2 separate regions of the Homo sapiens genome follow, and region 2 is linked to region 1. A link is a loop called in an ENCODE intact Hi-C map of the cell type or tissue named here. Cell type or tissue: GM12878. All regions are shown on one strand.

Evidence for each region. Hi-C counts contacts between places; a loop is a spot of excess contacts. Peaks named below come from ENCODE experiments on the same cell type or tissue, not always from the same donor. Only the 100,000 strongest peaks of a DNase experiment are listed, where the experiment ranks them.
Region 2: a loop joins it to region 1, with 2.5 times the contacts of the local background. A loop is called at or near these places in 3 of 110 quality-filtered maps.

What each region holds. Positions count from the first base shown.
Region 1 is chr2:122,740,403-122,742,902 of GRCh38, reverse strand. No RefSeq gene overlaps it. Among named protein-coding and RNA genes, the nearest start is that of LINC01826, 330 kb to the left of the region's middle. In GM12878, a CTCF peak has its summit at 1,325; no DNase peak of the experiment used is centred here; H3K27ac peaks cover 260 bases.
Region 2 is chr2:122,432,133-122,434,632 of GRCh38, reverse strand. LOC105373592 (a long non-coding RNA gene) reads right to left here. Exons shown (of 7, transcript XR_001739684.2): 7 at 1,695-1,883. Among named protein-coding and RNA genes, the nearest start is that of LINC01826, 640 kb to the left of the region's middle. In GM12878, no CTCF peak of the experiment used is centred here; a DNase peak (open chromatin) is centred at 1,382.

The DNA of each region.
Region 1 (2,500 bases):
GGCTGAGGCGGATGCATCATCTGAGGTCAGGAGTTCAAGGCCAGCCTGGCTAACATGGTGAAACCCCATCTCTACTAAAAACACAAAAATTAGCTGAGCATAGTAGTGGGCTCCTGTAATCTCAGCTATCTGGGAGGCTGAGACAGGAAAATCACTTGAACCCGGGAGGCAGAGATTCCAGTGAGCCGAGATCATGCCACTGCACTCCAGCCTGGGCAACAGAGTGAGACTGTCTCAAAAAAAAAAAAAAAAGTCATTCATTAATGACTTAACAAAGAATTGTTGATGACTGAAGCCACAATTTTATCATAATTTCATAATTTTTAAATCTACTAAATATATGTTATATATACACATAATATATATGCATGTATATACATACATACACAAAAACATACACACAAACATATATACATACAGAGAGACAGAGTTTCCTCTTCCCACTGGTGGTGTAGGCATGATTTCTGTGCTCGCCTAGCCCAGATTCTCCTCATGCTTCAAATTCTGATCCATCACACAGTGATGTTTCCAGTTGGATCCAGAGTCCCGACTAGTAATCGTAGAGCTTTCCTAGTTTTTGGTGTGCTGTGTCTCTTGCACTTCCCATGGGGTAGAATACAACTACAAAATGGGTCTCCAGTTTATTAGGTTAAACATGTATTCCCTCAATGGTACTTTAACCATTCCACTTCAAAAGTGAACTTTATCTTCATCGTTTACTATCACTCAAGCCCAATACTGAGGAAATAACATCCCCATTCCATCTCTGCCTGTGCCACAAATTTCCATCAATCATTTCCCCTTAATTCATAGAATTGTAGAATGTGTGAGTGTAAAGGGAAAGATGAGAGGAATGGGGTAACATTATTAAGCAGTTTTTTAAACACTTCACATGTCACCTTTTACTTAATACTAAAAATAGCCTTTTTGATATAGGTGTTATCGCCTGCATTTAATAGATAAAAAAATTAAAGCTTAAATGGATTAAACAACTTGCACAAGAAGCCCTAGATATTCAGAGTGAGCCTAAGATTGTAAGAGAGACTAAAGATCCCGAAATCTCACTGCCTTCACCACACTGTGCTACCCCAGCCAAGAATATTTTGTTTAACTCTTCATCTAACCCATCAGGAAGCCAAGACTTAGAGGGGATAAGGGTCTTACCCAAGTTCACATGACCAATTAGGGCTAGCACTGAACTGGGTCTCCTGAATCTTGTCTCAGTGATTTTCCATACCCAAGGTTGCCTATTCCCCACAGAAGGTACAGCTAGTGCAACCCTAACCATTCCCCACCACAGAACAAGTGTTTTTACTGAGCCAGAAGGTGTCCCTGTTGCTGGCGTCTCACTCACTCCCTTTGGACCTCTGTTCTGTCTTTTTAATCCACAGGTCATTCTTGTTCTTCTCTATCCATACAGTTCCTGAGTACTGTAGTCACACACAGGTAATAGATTTCTTTTGAGAATCTCACCAGTGCTGCCCAGTAATTGAAGACAGGTGAGAATTAACACTCTTTCATTATTTAGCTTCCAGGAAATTATAAAATTAAGCCCAAGACTGAATTATGCTACAAATGTACACAATTTACAAGTAAGCATGCAGCCTTAATAAAATCCCACTATTCTGTTTTGAGGTTCTGAAAATGTGTTGCATGGAAAGTTCTTTGAAACCAAATGTTACAATATTCTCATTATGTATTTCAGCAAATCAGCTCTTGGAATACTGTGACCAATAACCTTCTAAAGCAACAGCACAACACAAGATTATTTACATATCGAACCTTCCATGTTATCGCTAAGGGTATATGGTGAAATAGACACTAGATTTTAATGTCTGCTCCTTTAAAAGCAGAAAGTGTTTTCAAAATGTTTTACCTTATCCACACACATTGAATATCAAAAATGCACAAAAATGTAAGCACATTTCTAATGCTCATTATTGCTAATCAACAACCTTTCTAATATCTATCAACCCTTATACTTAATTAATATAGCTTCTGATAGTATTTAGTAAGCAAGAAAGCAAAACAACTTGTAGTAGCCAGCCCTGGAGTGTGGATTTTCTGATTAAAAGCTAGCAGATCTGTGTTCACTTCAGCAACACATGTACCAAAAAAAAAAAAAAAAAAAAAAGGAGCAGATCTCCTTGACATGCAATTGAAAGAAACCAATATACGCATGTACACAATATGGCCTAAGATGAAGTAGTTAAAGTAAATTGCTACTGACAAACTTATGGACTCACCATTTCCCTTGACTTGTGATCACTTTGTTCACTTACCTGCCTCTTGTCTGACTTGTTTCTGGGATCATCCTTCACTCTGACCTGTAACAGGTGCTTTCCCAAGACTCTGATCTCAACACTGTACATGCTCCTACTTTGTCCTGACCACCACCTGCTGGGCCTAGGGCTACAGCCTTGGAGGATTTCTGGATTTGTTTGGTCCTGCTTCCTCCCAGCCTCTGCTGTTCACTTTCAGCTCTGTCAAGCACTTTGCT
Region 2 (2,500 bases), 310 kb after region 1:
AATCCTGTAGTTTCTGGTGACAAGGATTATGAATTCTACCAAGATTTCTCTACCCCCAGACCTCCATGAGATTAACACAAAAAGTTTCTCTAAATACTAATATTTTCCATCCCTACCTTTTTGACCATGACAGTCATTAAATTACTGCCTTGGAAGGATTAATCCAGGAGCCATGAACAGAGGGAGATGGGCAGGTCTATTGCAATGAAATGCAGTGAAATGGGAAAATCTGTTGTAAGCATTTTGACATAGGCCTTTCAGAGACTGAAGGTTATTGATTAGAGCAAATGGGATGAATCAAAGACTTTCTAAAACAGCAGGCAGAACTCAGTAGATTTTATCTCCCAAAAGTTGATACAGCATAATCAGACATAAACTGCAGAGGTCTCGGTATTAGGCACACAAAGCATGAGCCTGATGGCCCATCTCCTCATTTCCAGTAACTAATGCAAGGCTAGCAAAGGGTAGGATGCACAATAATTGTTTGATTAATTAATTTATCAAGAATTTAAAGTGAATAAAGTGAATGACCACATTGTCACAATTCTTTTAATTGGTAATTTCTAGTTTTAGATTTAAGTGAAAATACACAAAATCTTAAAACTCAGACCTTTAGAAAAACTATCAAAATGTTTTGCAATTTCTTTCAGAAATTAATGTAGACAGTATTGAGTGAAACGTTTTGTAGCGATCATTGCCAAAGCATGTCAGGACTTTTCTAGCTCCCCAAGACACTTGCTCAGAATACAGAAGTGCTCAGTTCAACAAACCCTCTCTGCCTTTTGATAATGCCAATACCAGCTTTGCTAAGCCCTGTTCCATGAAGAATGAATTCAGAATGCAATAGTTGCTTGAGTCTAAAAATTCTTTCAGCAACTTTATCAGTAGAACAAATTTCTTAGTTCAGAATTTCCCAACAAACATTTGATTATCTGAGGCAATGAGGAAAACAAATGTGTTCTGGGAATCTCTGTGATTTTTGAAATCCTTACTTAAAGAATCATAAAGTCTCTTTTCCCCTTGACCTACCTCCAGCGAGAATTTAATAGTCTATTGTGCAACGGAAATTATAGCACTGTACCCCTAACTCTCCCATCGTTTACGTTGATAAAGGTATTGGGCTGGACAGTGCTCCATAGAACACTCGGGGAAACTCTGATCTAAGGATGTCATGCACAATTATCTCTCAGAGTTTAACAAATGTTTATTGAATAAACACTTCGTATTCCTCAAAAGCTTGTGAGCTATGAGCTATGCAAAGACAGGTTAGAGTCGTTCAATTATGTAATAGCGGTTAATAAATGACTAAAGGACATATTTACTCACTGACTGTGCTGATGGAAGGCCAGGCCACTGTACCTTGGGGAGAGCATCTGCAAGCTGTGTAGGGAGCTGAAATGTTCAAGGCACCTGAGACAATTTTCTCTGCCCTAGTGAAACAGTAACTTCTGTAAGTCAGCCTTGCTTCCTTCTGTAAGCATTGAACTATGGTTTCATGATCACTTTTATGTTGTGTAAATTATTCACTGAGGCAGGTGGGAAATTCCACTTAAAGAAAAATTGCAAGAGAAAGATTTGTCTCCTGCTTCCCCCAGATTGCTGCCTGACTGCCAAACACACACACACACACACACACACACACACAGACACACACACACACACACACACACACGAGACTGTCCACTCTTACCTGCTCAAGGAAAGTGCCTGTCTCTGGAGAAATCATTGTACCACAAGGAATCCAAAGGTGGGACTGAGGATGGATGAAGGACTCGGCAATGCTCAGGACTAGAGATTCCTTCCCTCTCCCTGGCCCCTTCCATGGCTGTTCAAAAAGTCCTAAAGCAGGAAACCCATTAAAAACATCTACCTGCAAACACAGACTGTGGAAGAGAAGGACGAAGAGTAAACCTCACAAAGAAGAATCAAATTTCCACCCACTTTGTCCTTCCCTCCAATATCCTCACTATATATCCTTACAGACCCTGTTTTTTCTTTGTTCTACATGGGAAATCCTGCTTTCTAAAGGAGAATGTTTGAGAAAGTGACCACTAGATGAGAACATGATGAAGAGCTGAGAGACTGAAGGTGTTGAAGACAAGCTTATCTACTTAATTTGCCAAGATCCTAGAAGGCTAATATCATTTTTCCTTGTTGAAATGCTGGAAATTCTTAGTGAGTCTCCTAGTTGCCTCCTTATATTTTGCTTCAGGTAAAAAAAAAAAAAAAAGGAATATTCTTTAATGAAACAATTCTTGAAATGTTTATACTTTTCCAAAACAATATAATGTACACAAAAGTAAATATGGGGACAAAATTTTAATGATAGAGCCATAGAACTGCATTGTTGACACTAACCTTTCAGTGTCACTCTGAGACGGAGTCACTCGAAGACTCAGGATAGGAAAGGTCAGGGCAACCTCTAATAACATGCTTCATTTAGAGCAGCTAAGAGGATATGCTCCATACGCACTTGATAGTATTTCTCCCCAAGACTCTC